Regions from separate parts of the Mus musculus genome. Here region 2 is linked to region 1. A link is a loop called in an ENCODE intact Hi-C map of the cell type or tissue named here. Cell type or tissue: heart. All regions are shown on one strand. Links, peaks and the distances in the headings refer to the core of each region. The heading gives the core; the rest is flanking DNA.

Region 1 (7,772 bases), core at 2,131-6,130:
GCTGTTTGTTACCACAGCAGGATGCTAGCCTAGCCTGACTAATATAGTCCTTCTTGATAACCTGGTAGAAACCATGGATCTTCTCTCCAGGAAAATGCATAGAACCATTGCATTTGGGCTACTCTCCTGGTCTGTCTGTCTGTCTGTTATCTCTCTCTGTCTCTCTCATCCCTCAGATTCAGGAATCATGCACATTTTATCACTACTCCTGCCACACTCTGTGATTGATTACTGATAGTGTGCTAATCCCCTTGGTCACACTGCCTTGCCCTTGATTCCTTTGCTGGGGGCCTTTGGAGCACCAGTTCTTTACCCCTACCCTAGAATACCTAAACACGTTCAGATGTCCAAAAGAATGAATGCCTCGGTGGGCAGTCCTCCCTCCTCAGAGGTGTGTGGGAATCGAACCACAGTTATCATTACGCATTACTAATGTGCACATGTGCCTGGAACATTTACCCCTGCTCCAATTCCATAAGTTAGACCTCCTGGAGTCTATGGGCTCATTTTATGTCAACTTGACACAAAGTAGAGTCCCTGGAGAGGAATTTTCTCAATTGAAAAAAATGCTCAATAAAATAAGACTATAGGCAAGCCTGTGGCGGGTGTGTGTGTGTTTCTCTCTCTTTCTTTCTTTTTCTCTCTCCCTACTTTCCTTCTTTCCTTCCTCCCTTCCTTCCTGTCTTTCTTTTTTTATTTTTGGTTTTTCAAGACAGGCTTTTCTCTGCAGCCCTGGCTGTTCTGAAACTCTCTCTGTAGACCAGGATGGCCTTGAATTTACCGAGATCTACCCGCCACTGCCTCCAAGTGCTGGGATAAAAGGTGTAGGCCACCAGTGCTCAGCTAGAGGGCATTTTCTTAACTAGTGATTGATGGGAGTGGGCTCAGCCTATTGTGCCTGTGGCTATCCCTGGGTGGGCGGTCCTGGGTCTATGAGAAATCTGACTGAGCAAGCCATGAGAGCAGTCCAGTGAACAGCACCCCTCCATGGCCTCTGAATCAGCTCCTGCCTCCAGGTTCCTGTCCTGGTTGAGTTCCTGCCCTTGCTGCCTTGGATGATGAACCTGTTACGGTGGAACCGTGGATTAAATAAACCCTTTTTCTCCACACGTTGCTTTCAGTCATAGTGTTTCATCATAGCAATAGTAATCCTAACTAAGACACCAAACATCACCCTTTATGTGTTTAGGCTTTGGAATGTAGAGAACATGCATAGCTGTTGTGGCCACTGGTGGGAACAGGCCCTGGGTGTAAGCAATAGGATAGAACAAGACCGTCTTCGGAGCATAGAGTTCATTAGGGTTGGGATACACTCACCGACAAGTGTCTAAACACAGATCAGTGATCCTCATTCTAACATGAGGTCAGAAAACCCCTGAAGGTCTAAGGGAGATCCTCTTGTACCTTGTCAGTAGAGGACTGCACTTGGGGCCAGACCCCTGCCTTTGAACTCTGAGGCCAGTTAGGTGATTCCTTCTTGCCCCACCCTGGTGCCCTGCACAGACACTGACTCCTGCTTCTCACCCTCCTGCCTGGGCTTTGTTCCGGGGATGTCAACTGTCAGGAAAAACAAACTTTGATGATCCAAGGTTCTCTCTCTTGCCTGCCTGAGCCTCTGTATTTGCCTTCAAGTTACTGACCTACAGCTGGGCAAAGAGGGGGTGGGTGGGCACCCAGACCTGGATTCAAATGCTAAGTTGAATCCTTGCCAACTGAGTGAGATTGGGCATGTTGATTCATTTCTGGGTCTCAGTTTCCCCATCTGTGACACTTGTCGATGAGTGTATCCCAACTCTAATGATCTCTATGCTCTGAAGACGGTCTTGCTCTACCCTATTGCTCACATCTGTTCCCCTGGTGGTGGCTACAACAGCTGTGCATGCTCTCTACATTCCAAGCCTTCTTCGGACGTAATCAGCAAATTGGCTACAATGGCCTCACCCTTCCTAGGACCGTATACTCTGGGGCACTCATCTTGGCTGCCTCTCATTTTTTTTTTTTTTTTTACCTTTATCTCCGAGTTTTCCAGATTTTCCTGGTGAGACAGATTTTGTGCAATACTGACATATGCACCTAGTTCCTTCACCAACCTGAGGAGCAGGGGTGTGAGTATTCTTGCCACTGAGGTGTGCAGCAGACCAAGTGACTGATGCCAGGCCTGTTGCAGCCAGTAGAGACGACATTGGAACCCAGACCTGATGTTTCCCATGTTGGGACTCCGTGGACAGAGGCTGCATCTCATCCTTGTGGGCATTTTGGACTGTGCTGCCCTCCAACAGTCTTAGCTAGAAACCTGCAGGTGGGACCCTGTGGCTCTAAGCCCAGGCAGCTCTCTCTGTCTTTCAGTGTGCCTGGTTCATAGCCAGGACTGAGAAGAGCCCTATGCTGCCCATCTTTGTCCTTGTGGGGACTCAGGTGGGGACAGGGCACAGAGCATGTCTGGTTGCTGGCCTCTGGAATTAGCTTCTTGGGTAGCTCAGCGAGCTAAGGAGGGGCAGCCTGGAGCACTGCAGGGGCAGCCTGGAGCACTGCAGGGGCAGCCTGGAGCACTGCAGGGGAAGCCTGGAGCACTGCAGGAGAAGCCTGGAGCACTGCAGGGGCAGCCAGGAGCACTGCGGTGGGTGAGTGAGGGGTCACCTCCCTCCTGCCTCAATCTCTGCTTTCTCCTGCTGCCATCCCTGTTCTCTTTATCTCTGGTAGCATGCCTGCCTTAATCTTGTCCCTCGGTAGCCTTTATCACATCCCTGTCCTTGCTCCTCTATCCTTCTGCGTGCCATAGCACATAGCCTGTGTCTCCCCATGTTTGCCTCCATCTCTGTGTGAGTGGGGTGATGGGCTGTTAGTCTCTCTTCCTGCAGACTGTTCCTCTCTCTAATTTTATCTCCTACAAGCTCTCTCTCATCTCTTCCCCCTCTCTCTTTCAATCTGTGTTCATATTTTCTATTTTTGTCTCCTTTCAGGTATCCCTTGTTTTCCTTGTCTCTTTTTCTCTCCCCTTTCCCTCTCATCTTCCTCTTTACCAGGTGGCTCATTTCCAAACCACCCCAAATCCTTCACCATTTGTGCGTTCTTTCCTTCCATGAAAGAACGTGTGTTTACGTGCATGCATGTGTTCCTGCATATGTGTGTGTGTGTGTGTGTGTGTGTATATGTGTGTGTGTGTACGTGAGAGTACAGACGTGCCTTTGGCTTAGGGTGTGCTGAAACCCATCCCCGTGGCTCTGTCTCCATTTCTCAGTGAATTAATCAATCTTTCTCTTGCTTGCTGTTCCCCTTCCTGGTCTTTGCTGCTGGCACCAACATGGACATCTGGCAACTCAGACTGGGGCCTCTGGTTCCAAAGAAGCATATGCCAGTTTGGGGGCAGCAGGCGGCTCCCAGTTGGATCTCAGGAAGGCACATGCTGCAGACTCAAAGTGGGGGGCTGAGTCACCTTGTCCAGACGCATTGAGAAAAACACTGGAGGCAGCAGTAGGTCAGAAGAACACAAATCCTGGTTTCGGCTTCCTGTGTGACCTTGGCCAAGTTGCTTAACCTCTCTGAACCTGTTTCCTCACTAGTGAGGGAAGGCTGCTCTAAGGATGAAATGAAGCCATTTACTGTGACCAATTTGGGTCACAGTAAATAGAGCGACGAGCCAAGACCCACACTGCCCCCGTGTGGCTGGAGGCAGCCGCAGTTCACTGGGTGAAGAGCCTTTCATAGCAGGGATATATGCAGTGACAACCTTAGTACCGCGAGCAGATTTTGGTCTAGAGCAGTGGTTCTCCACCATCCTGATGTTGCGACACAGTTCCTAGTGTTGTGGTGACACCTCCCCTGACCCATATAATTATTTTGTTGCTACTTCATAACTACAATTTCGCTACTGTTAGGAATTGTAACCTACAGGATAAGAACCATTGGTCTAGAGTTTAAAGTCTTGTGTCAGGTGGTCCTGAGGCTGGTTCTGAGATAATGTGGAACAGATGCAGGTGGGTGTCTTCCCATTCTCTTGACCGTTTGTGGAGAGAAGACACAGGATGGTATGAAGAAATTAAGGGACTGGCAGTGCCACGTCTGGGCCATCTGGGTCCAGAATGGTGGCTCTGTAGTGGCAGGAGGAAGGGCAGGGATCTAAGATAGAGTCAGCTTGTGTCGGTTGGGGCTGAGAAGAGGGAGGCTGGCTTAAGCCAGGCACCTGGAAGTCCCTTCCCAGGTCTCTTCTCTGAAACCTTCAATACTCCCCAGGGCAGGTGGATGAGTCTATTTCAGGGGAGGAATCTGGGGGTGGGGGTTAGGGTGTGGCCAAGGCCTTATGTGGAAGTAGGAGAAGGCAGGTCTGAAGAGAAGACAGGCTAGGTCAACATTGTGTATTTGTCTGTCTGCATGACCCCAGAATGCACATGGGTGTGCGCCCGCGTGCTCACATACACACACACAGACACACAGAGACACACACAGACACACAGAGACACACAGAGTTCCCTGCTGTCTGGATGCTGCCCCACCTACCCACCGAGCATGCTGGCTAGCTTCCAGGTTTCTGCTGTGCCGTGGCCCAGGTTCAGGAGCTAAGGTGGAGTTGCAAGAGAGGAGACAGGGCTTGGGTAGCCGGGGCTCAGCAGGAGCTGCCTGACCTGGATCTGAACCCGAGGTGGTTTCAAGCCAAGGCCTGCTGAATGTTTGACTTTGAAATGTTCCTTCTTCCTTCTCACTGGCTGGTATCTGCTCCCACCCAGGTCACCAACGGTCACCGCACTGAGAGCAAAGAGGTGAGGAGCAGCAGGGCATGCCTCACATACGTGTGAACTTGACACTGTTACCACTGGCAACCAAGGCAATCTCAGAGGCTGCAAGGGAATTGTCTGTGGCCACAAGCTTATCCCACTTCAGAGGAGTCCTGACCTGGGGACCCAGCTTCTTGGGGGGGTGTGTGTGGGGGCTTTTGGTCCCAGGGACTCTAAAATCAACTGTGTGCTTTAATCTGTCAGACAGTGACAATCTGAACACCAGGAAGGAAGCTGGTGGCCTGCACTAAGCTGGACAAAACTCATGGGAAATAAGATAAGGAATTGACATTTGACCTCCCTCCAGGAGGGAGTCCAAACTCCAGAACTTTCTCTGACCTGTAAAGCCTCGGCAGTTCCTTTTGTCACAAGCCATTAATCTTGGTGGCTTTCTTTCTTAGGTCCTGATGTCCTCCCTCAAGCAGCTACAGGTCCCTCCTCATATGTATCTGCTGTTCACAGACCCTCCCTTATGTGGCAGTACTCTGGCCCTATGGTCCTAACTTGATTGGTTCAGCCTGTGGGGACAGCTCTGAGGACCCTCTGGGGACTTCGAGGAAGGGCCAACAGGAGCAAATCTTTCTCTCCTTGCAATCAGGATCTGGTTATCACAGCCCATGAGAGGTACAGGAAACTAGAAATGGGGCCACTCTGAACACTTAGTCTAGTCCTCACTTGGCGGTTCTCAGTTACCTGACTTATGATGGTCAGCTTTGCAGTATTCTCCATATAGGGTGGATGGATCAGGAAGTAATCCCATTGTAAGTCAGAGATCCCCTGTAGTTTCTCTCTCTTTGGCTCCTTGTGGGCAGTACGTGCTATGATCCCCGTGGACTTTGCGCCTGGCACTTAGATGGGAATTGGTGCCTGGGATGGAGACGGGGAGGATTCAGAAACCAAGCATATGGCGGCCACTGTCACTCACCGGCATGCCTTTTCAAGCCGCAAGTTGCAGGATGACAAGGGTTGGGGAGTGGTTGGAGCTTTGGACTTCCTGTCTTTGGCATGCGTGCTTAGGTTTAAGGTTTGAAGCAGGAGAGGACATCGCCACCTGGAGACAGTGACTCGGGTCTCTACGTCTTGCAGAGATACCTGGAAGGGTCTGGGTAGCAAGAGTCTGATGGTACAGGCCTGGGAGGGGGAAGTGGGGGGACATCTGACCAATTCTAGGAACAGCGGAACCAAGGGACAAGGTCCTCCCGAAAACCCTGTCCACAATGGGCTGAGCATCCCATCTCCTGGTTTCTTGCCCACTACCATTTTCCTTTTAGACAATCAGAGAAGAAGGAAGCTGGAGGTAGGAGAGATCTCCCCAGGCTCCATTGGGGCCATCACCAGGGCACCTCTGCCAGCGCTTCTGGACCTCATCAACCAGGTGGCTTGATTAGCCCGGCTAACATTAAGGAGGGCCTGGTGGGCTGTAGACTGTGGTCTCATTGTCAAGCAGTGGTGCAAAGATTAAGTTAAGTTCTTGTCCCTGAGCCCAGGCACAGCCCCCAAGTTTATCCTGTTCATTTAAAATCTCACCTAGAGCTTTGGAGGAAAAGCCGATTTCATTACAGCTTTCCCGTTTTCAAGGAGTCGTGCCCACACACCTGTCGTCTTGTGATTATTTTCTGTCTACAGAGCCTGTGGCTCCCCCAGGTTCCTCCAGCTGCTCCTCCCACTGACTGGGTCCTCAGAGCTGGCCACAGCGTGGCACAAGCTACCTGCATTATTTACTTAACAATAAAGAGCCAGCTTGGGTGACCTGGTGGGAGAGTAAGTGGAGATTTACTGTGAAATGATTAATCATAAAAGCACAGGTCACAACGGCCTCAGACCAGGAGGAGGAAAGGAATGGAGGGAGAAGCTGCAGGCTGTGCGGTCACGAAGGGTTGACTTGTTTGTGTGATCCAAAATGACTATGGCTCCCATCTTTGCCAGGCTTCTGCCGGGAGAAGGCTTCCGGGAAGACCCGGACCAGCTTTTGTCCCTCTTGCTGTGTGACACCATGTACGTCTCTGGTCCAGTTTCCCTGTGTATTTGATGCAGAGACAGGAGAAGTGGCTTCTTGCTTCATACAAGTAGAAAGGGCATCTTGGTACCACCACACTGGGGCATAGACCCAGGAGAGGCTGAGATCTCAGTCTTAGTCTCTTCTCTAAGGCTCGGGTGTCACCCATGAGAACCTGCAGGTAATAGTAATAAAGAGAAGGCGCAAGCAGCCCCAGTAAGGCCCGAACCACAGGTCAGCACGATAAAAAGACTCCACTTGCTCAGCGGTTCCTTCATTCTGGAACTGGTTAACTCTTACAACTGCCCTAGCCTATTGCTATCTCTAAGCACAGAGGGGGATCACCCAGCAGGTGTCCTGCTCCCTCGGGAGCAGAAAGCAGCAAGCTTGCTTGAACAGCGGGGGGGGGGGGGGCTGCTTTCTACCGCTAACCTCGACAGCGAGCTTCATCACTGTATCTACCACTTTGGCAGGGAGGCCTGAAACAGAGCGCCGGCTGCCAGGGTGGGACATGGTGGGAAGTCTTTTAAATTTGTTTTTCCCTTGGGTACTCTGCCTGCACTCCAAATATTGGCCATTTCAGTTTCATTTAGGATTCTCTTTAGTCTGTGGTAATTAATCCCATTAGTAGTTAATAGCCCTTTATATTAAACTTTCCTCAATAAAATTACCATGTGATCTAGTCTTCTGACTATATCCTGATAGATACAGAACTTGTGTGCTGGCCAGGTATGCACGCCTGTCATCCTAGACAGAAGCAGGAGGATCAGGAGTTCAAGGCCAGCCTTTGCTACACTGTGAGACTCTGTCTAAACAAACAAACAAACAAACAAACAAACAAACAAACAACCCACCAGCCAACCATACATAACAAAATTGGTTTTGGTCCATGGTACAGCTCAGCAGAGGAGTGGACGGCTTCGCTGTTGTTGCTGTTGAGACAGGGTCTTATCACACTGCCCACGCTGCCCAGGTTGGCTTTGCCTTCCACCACCCTCTGTCCTCAG
Region 2 (7,772 bases), core at 2,344-6,343, 61 kb before region 1:
TGCTAAGCTTGACTCTAAGGAATAACCCAGCCAACCCTCCATGTTGGCTGTGCTCCCTGGCTCTAGGGGCCTCCAGCCTGAGTGGGCATCTGTGTGAGAGCCCCTTTCCCTTCTTGCAGGAGACCAGCGAAGCGGTGGTGTCACCGAGGCCAGCAGCCTCCTGGGGGGTTCTCCAAGGCGCCCATGCGGCCGGAAGGGTTCTCCGTATCATACCGGGCAGCTCCACCCTGCAGTCCGAGTGGCTGACCTTCTACAGCACATCAACCAGATGAAGACAGCCGAGGGCTACGGCTTCAAGCAGGAGTACGAGGTGGGCCTGGCCTGCTCTCCTCACTGTGGAGGAAACTCTCAGGCCCACCCTGGCTACACCTGTACCCCGACAGTCCCCAAGGCAACCTAACACTTTGACCTTGACTCTGACCTCTACTTCAAGCTCAGACTGTCTGGCTGTTCACTTTTCTGTCTCATCTCCACCCCGATCAGAGTCTTATCTTGTCTCTGGTTGGAGCCACATCAATGCCGACCTTGACCTGACCCCAGTCTGACATTAACTCCTGACCTTCATCTGATCAGATTCCAGCCACCCTCTTCTGGACACAGACAGCAGTACCTCCACTTAAACTTAATCTCAGCCTTAATCTTGATCGTTTAATCTTTCCTCTCTTCCCAGTTCAAACTCAGGGTTCTGTATCCTAACCTCTGTGAACTCTGATCTCCCTTTGGCTCATCTTTCCCTTCACTCCACACACACCTGGCCCTTATGGTCATTCTTCTTATGGGGAGAGGTCCCGAGAGTCTTGGGGGATCTCTCTCTCCCACTGACTACCACTTTCCCTTTGGCAGAGTTTCTTTGAGGGCTGGGACGCCACCAAGAAGAAAGACAAGCTCAAGGGCGGCCGACAGGAGCCAGTGTCTGCCTGTGAGTTCTAGGAAAGGGGCCTTGTGGATGGGGGAACATGGCCAGCACATGTTCCGTGTAGTCTTGTCCTCAGAGACATGGCGCCCTGGCCGTTATGATGACGGTACCGTACATGGCAGTATAGTGTCTTAGAGATGAGGGAACACGTTTGGGGGGGGTTGAGACCTCAGCTAAAGGTCATACAGGAAATTGCTGCTTCTTTTCCTGAACTCCATACCCAGACTCTAACCCTTGGCCCATCTTCGCGCTGCTCAGAGTTCATTGGTGAGCTCTGAGCCCTTATAAAGGTCACCTGGTCCTTCCTACTTGACACTTGCCCTAGTCTCCAGGAGATCTCCTCCAGGCTGTGTGGCACAGCGTGCCCTGCTGCTCTGTTCACAGATGATCGACACCATGTGAAACTACACCCGATGCTGGCAGACCCTGATGCCGACTACATCTCTGCCAACTACATAGACGTGAGTGCCTGGACCCCTGCTCCTTCTGCTTATCTGTCCCTGTCCCCACCAGGCTAGGCAGGGCAGAGATACCAGAGATTAAATGAGGATCCGAGTGGCTGAGTTGCGTTTGGTACCAGGGAACTCAGAGGTGGGGAGCTGAGGATGGCTGTTGGCCTTCAGGAAAGCGTCCTGAGGGTTGCGCATGCTCACTCGCCCAAGTGGAGGTAGAACAAGGTCTGGGGCAGACGGGGAGGCTGAGGGATGGGAGGAGCTGCCTCAACAAGGGGCCAAGAGATTGGAGGAGGGATTCTTCTGGTTTCCATAGTGAAGCTGAAGAGGTTATGCAGGGCTAGCCGGAAAGGCCTTGGGTGTCAGGCTAAGGACTTGGGCCAGCTCCCAGGGCCATCAGGAAGTTGTTTGAGTGTTTGTGGTCCACTTTGATTGCAGTGGTCCTTCACATCTAGCAAGGTGCGTTTACTGAGCACATACTGTGTGCCAGGCACAGCGATTAAACACTTTACATGCAATCTCACATTTCCTATAACCTTATCACCCTCAGGAGAGGAAGCTGGGGCTCAGAGAGGTGAAGCTATCCGTTCTAGGTCACACAGTTAGAGTGGGAGAGAAAAGACTCAAAGCCCCAGCTTGGCTGTCCCCACAGTCTCCGCTGCTGGCTGTCCCAACATTGGATCTGGTTGGCCTGAGGGGGAGGGACCAAGAGAGGGCAGGTTTCCTAGGGGCGCATGGAGGGTGTTGATGGGAACTGGGGGACAAGGCCTAGGGCCTTGACTGCATTCTGTGCAGCAAGCTGAAATTGAGAGAGCATCCTTTAATTGTGCAGGAAATGTATTCTTCTGAGCACCTGGGCACCAGGGCTAGAAATGAGAACACGTGACTATTATTATTATTATTATTTAAATGATACATAGATTCTAATAGGGGAGACAGATTAACATTGAAAGAAACATGCAAGGAAATTCATTTCAGATTAGCTGGGAGTGCATAGGCAAGAAGAAAGGTGTCACATAGCCAGATAGTGGCAAAGCCAGGGCTGGCTTGGGAGACTGTGTGGAGGAAGCAGTGTGGTTGCAGAGGAAGGGGAAGGCTACTCAGGTATGAACAGGGACGTCAAAGGCCAGGGAGGCAGCCACAGTTTCCCAGGGCTGAGGTCATCAGGATCTCTGGAGATGTCTCTTTTCTCCCTCTTCTCCCTCTTCAATCTTCCTCCTGGAGTTGAACACGCCACCTGTGTTTCCCAGAACCCTTTGCCTTCTCCCTGCCTCCATCCTGTTCCTTGCCTGGGGTAAACGCCAAGCCTGGCCTCACAGGCTTGGGTGGCATAGGGGACAGTGGGCCTTTCTCATAGGGGTTCCACCTGGTTGGTTTCTCTCGGGGCCCTGGCAGGGACATACCCATCCCTCCCTCTCTCTGGCCACCTGTCTCTGTTCTGCCTGCCAGCTCACTCACCCTTTCTGGCCTCTCCTGTGCCCGCCCACCTCCACTCACCTCTGGCCTAACATCTGTCTCTTTTGCTTTGTTCTGTTTCCCTCACTGGAATCATTAAGATTCGGATAAACCGACAAGTAAGTATCTCTCCCTCCTCCACCTCCTCCTCCACCTCCTCCTCCTCGTCCTCCTCCCCTGCTCCTCCTCTTCTTCCTCCTCTTCCTCCTCCTCCTGTCTGGCGAACTGGCTGTGTCCTGGGCTCTCTCACAGGCTACGGCTGGCTGTCTCTCTCTTTCTCTCTCTCCCTCCTTCCCTTCTCCTGGCACCAAACACGAACCACCCATTCCAGCAGCCTGCCAGGGGCTGCCACGGCTGAAGCCTTTGCCTCCCCACGGGGACGTATTCCCTTCCACCCTCCGCTCTCTCCACAAAAGTAGCTATGTTGGGGTGCTGGTCACCGCTGTCACCTTTGTCACCCTATTTAGCCACTTTCTGTGAGCTTCACTACCTCTGCCCTTCTGCAGAGCCCTTGGTATGTGTAGCGGGGACGCTGCCCTCCGTAGCCTCATCTCCATTGCTGAGAGGCCGAGGCCTGGGTCAGTCTTCTTTAAGCTCATCTCCCTAGTGTTCAAATCCCTTCGTGGTCAGTTTGCTTAAAACTTAACCCCAATCATTTTGCCCTCCATTTAGCCCCGATTTGAATGTCCCCCCCCCCCCAAGCAAAACAAAACACATTCGTTTGAATATCAGTTTAAAAGTTGTAATATCTCCTGCTCTTTTTGGGAATCAAAAAGGACTGAGGACAACTCAGTTAGTGGAGTGCTGGCCAAGTGTGAATGAAGGCCTGGGTTTGAGACCCAGCATCATGTAAAAACTGGGTGTGATGGTGCAGCCCTTTAATCCCAGCACTGGGAGGCAGAGGCAGGTGGATCTCTGAGGAGGAGGCCAGCCTGGTCTACAGATCAAGTTCCAAGGGCTATGTAGAGAGATTTGTCTCAAAAAATAAACAAACAAAACAAAATATAAAAAAGAAAGGAAGGAAGAAATTAATTAATTAATTAATTAATTCAAGGTCATCCTCAGCTATGTAATAAGTTTGAGACCAACTTGTCTTAAAATAAATTAAAAAGAGAAAGAAAGATATAAAGAAAGGAAAATTCCTAATTAATTTAGCCATTTTATTTATAGTCATCATCATTAATTTTGCTTTTTTGAGATGGAGTCTCACTTTGTAGCTAGGCTGGCTTGGAACTTACTATGTTGCTGAGGCTAGACTCGAATTCACAGCCATCTTTTGCCTCAGCCTCCTGAGTGCTAGGATTATATTTCAAACTATTTAATGACTGGTATTCTTTGCTATTTTGTGGGTACGTTTCCCATTTTTATCTCCTTTTAAAAAGATTTTTTTCTTTTTTTTTTCTTTTTCTTTTAATCATTGCTAGAATTCTGCTCATTATCAGACTTCCAGACAACATGGAGAGACTAACACAAGAAATGAAGGTTCCCCCCAGTCACATTTGGCAGGGACAGCCAATTATCCCAGATGTGCCCCTTATTCTGAGTACAGTCACACAGTTGGTTTGTAAAATTCTCAAATGTAAAAGGCCTATTAGGTTCGCAAACACAGTGGATGTGCTGAGTCCTAGCGCCCCCTGTGGGCGGTGGTGAATACCGGCCCATACTGGCTTTAGAATCTCTGGTTCCTGTGGTAACCCGCTTACTTGCCTTTGACTCTCACCCATTTGGTTCCCTTCGGTCAGACCTGTAAGAAACACCTGTAAGGTCTCACTGGGCTTAACGCTGACTCAAATGCCAGGGAGCAATCCTGCCGCCGCTGGCACCTGCAGAGTGCCAGGCACCTAGACTGCATTGTTTAATTGTGGAAGGGATCATTTGCAGATGACAATATTAGTCTGAAAAAGGTAAAATGTGGTGTAAGGTCACCAACCGGCATTATCATTCCACTCTTCCCCAGCACCACCCACGCAGACTCCAGCAAGGGCTTAGCTCTGTGGTTCTCGCACCGGCAATGCTTCTTGGGGTATGAAGTCCAGGCATCCCGGGTGCCACTCCCTAAAGTGGATCTGTACAAGGCCATCTGCTCCTTTTATTTCAAGATAAAACTTTATTTCATTTAAAACTTGTATTTGCTGTAGGAGTTTGGGGATGACCGAGTTGTTACATGCTTTTCTTGCACGTGTGAGGACCCTAGTTCAATTCCCAGAACCCATGTTGGGGGTTCATGCTTGTAACCCCAGCACTGGTGAGGTAGAGTCAGGTGGCTCTTCTGGGCTGACCAGCCAGCTTAGCCTAATCACAAGTGTCATGCCAAAGAGAGACCCTGTCTCCAAGGAGGTGGACAGCTGTCCTGAGAATGGTACTTGAAGTTATTGCCTGGTTTTAAACATGTGCACACATGTACCCTCCCTGCAAGTGCAACACCCCCCCACCTGCACATGTGTACACACGTACACATGAACATACATATATGTGCATAGCAAAACCGCTATTTGTGTCCTTTGTGTGATAACTTTAAGAGGGGAGGAACTTACTCCTGTGGGCTGTCATCTGACCAACACACACATGCAGTGGCACTTGTCCACGTACATGCTCCTCCCTACACACAAAGTAAATTAAAAATGTAGTTTTTTTAAATGAACATGTAGCAACTGTGTGTTCATACGCTTGCTTCAATTAGGGCTGTGTGGGAGTGGAGAGGGGCTCAGTGGTTAGAGCACTGGCCGCTCTCCCGGGGACTCTGAGTTCAACCCACAGGCGGCGGCTCACTACCATCTCTAGTTCCAGTTCTAGGGAATCTGACGCCCTCTTCTGGCTGCCGCCGTTCCTGGATGCACACCGTGCACATGAACGCATGCACATACATTATAAATATTAAAAGAAAACAAATAGACCTGTATGATGACAAAGTCAGTTGGATGAATCTGAGCCAGACTTCTCCAAAATGTAATTTTCAAACAAAAGAAGACTAGGATCCTGGGAAGGGCCCTGGGGGAGGGGTGGAGGTGCGGGTCTCTGGATCTGATGATGAACTTGTGTTGGGGTGGAGCTTAGGCAAATTGGGTTTGCTGGGAGCAGGGGGCCAAGTAGTTCAGGGTGACCTGTTTCAAGCTCAGTTACTTGCTAGGCCTGGTGAGCTGGTCCCTCTGACCTGCTGTGGAGATAGCTGCCTGGGTCTTGGGTAGACATCTGCCCTGAGGGCAGAGAGAGGTTTTTCATAGGTTTTCATAGTTTGCCACTTTGGAGGGGTTTTGGCTTTTCCCAGGGCAACCATGAGGTTGTCCAGCTGTTATCTTCCAGAGGACAACAGAGGCTTAGAAAGAGCCTTGCTGGCTACTCCCCTGTCTGAGGCTCTGCAGTGTGGGCACTGCCAAGAAACTGGCCAGAAATGCACACTTCCAGATCGACCCACATCCTCTGAGCCCAAGTGGGTCTCTGACATTATCCCAGGGGTTCCTGTGTACCCAGAATGCCAGACTTCCCACCTGTTGGTGTGGGGACAGATACGAATTTTATAACATCTAATCATTGGGATCAATGGTATTTGTTTTGTTTTGTTTGTGCTGGGATAGAATCCAGGGTCTCCCACACGCTAGGCATGCATGCTACCCCCGAACCTCATCCTCAGCCCAGCCAATCAGTTTTAATTGAGTTCCATTCCTCCATTATTGATACCGACTAATAAGTGCTGTCACTTGTTGGAGCCTGCCAACAGGGACCCAGGTCCATTAAAACCCAACACTCAGGAGGTCTCCTCGAGGCCCAGCTGTTTCCCCACCCCACCCCACCCCTGCTTTTGCTGGGATTAAAGGCGTGTGTGCCACTTTAGTGACCTTTGAGATGTGGTTAAAAATAACAGCTGCTCATTGTCCTCCTTTATGCCTGGCCCAGTGACAATACTTAACCACATTACTGTTTGTGCCCTCACATCCCCGGGAGGGAAATCTTGTCCCGATCTACCGCATGCAAGAGAAGATGGAGGCCAAGAGGAGGGAGGGGAGTTAGCTTGAGGGCTGCTGGGACTGACCCTGGCAGCAGGGCTCCAGGGCCCTTTGGGTTCTGGAAGCCCAGGGGTCCGGAGGAGTTACTTGGGGTTGTGTTTGAGGGCCAGGGGTGGAACTTGGTTTTCTCTCACACCTGCCTCTGTTGTACTTGGTAAATTTTGCACACTGGCTTCCTGGCTGGCTCTTGTCACAGAAAGATGCAGCCTTGGGAGGGACCTTGGGGTCATTCGCTTTGGTGCTACCTTTGGGATGGAGCATGAGGTAGCTTTTGGCTTCTCTTTCCTATAAGATAGAAGGTAGTGCTTAGAACAGTATGGGGCCATCACCATGACTCTGGAAGCCCACTGATGCTTGGTCTGAGGGCTCTGGGGATGGAGGATAAGGTAGCTCTTGGCTTCTCTTTCATGGGAGATAGACAGTAGCATTTAGAAAAACAAGGGGCCATCACCCGGTCTCAGGAATACTCTTCATTATCAGTAAAACAGATTTTAAAATTTCATCTAATGGCCCAATGTGAAACCCTCTTTAAGCTCCCATGCCAGCCACAAAAGTTCTGGGTAGCTGAGGTCCTTGGGAAGTGTACCATCCATTCTGAACACTCTGACAGAAACTGGGCATTCTGCCAACCACTGGTTCTCCCATATCTGGGGTTCGTGGTGGATTATGTTTCTGGGACTGTGGGAGGCAGACAGCATCATCCTGGGTTTCATATGTCTCTAAACCACAGTCATGTTGTTAGCAGATAACTCTCCTGCTTTGAGGGCTCACAGGGGACCATCATCTCTAGGGTTCCATAGCAAGACCTTGGCGTCTTAGCTCCACTTGTCTCTGCTTTGGGACTGGAAGGACAAGGTCACACCCTCATCCAGAGGCATGAGGGTGGGAGTCTCTGCAGGATGCCGCTCCTGGAAGAAGGGGGATGAGGAGGTTGGCTGAACGAACAGA

Evidence for each region. A loop is a pair of places that touch in the nucleus more often than their neighbours do. Peaks named below come from ENCODE experiments on the same cell type or tissue, not always from the same donor. Only the 100,000 strongest peaks of a DNase experiment are listed, where the experiment ranks them.
Region 2: a loop joins it to region 1, with 9 times the contacts of the local background. A loop is called at or near these places in 4 of 42 quality-filtered maps.

Annotation. Positions count from the first base shown.
Region 1 is chr4:131,719,493-131,727,264 of GRCm38, reverse strand. No RefSeq gene overlaps it. Among named protein-coding and RNA genes, the nearest start is that of Gm42321, 13 kb to the right of the region's middle. In heart, for the core only: a CTCF peak has its summit at 3,664 (motif pointing left); a DNase peak (open chromatin) is centred at 4,634; H3K27ac peaks cover 592 bases.
Region 2 is chr4:131,780,913-131,788,684 of GRCm38, reverse strand. Ptpru (protein tyrosine phosphatase, receptor type, U) reads left to right here. Exons shown (of 31, transcript NM_001083119.2): 17 at 120-310; 18 at 844-919; 19 at 1,301-1,377. Among named protein-coding and RNA genes, the nearest start is that of Gm52680, 14 kb to the left of the region's middle. In heart, for the core only: a CTCF peak has its summit at 4,463 (motif pointing left); no DNase peak of the experiment used is centred there; H3K27me3 peaks cover 912 bases.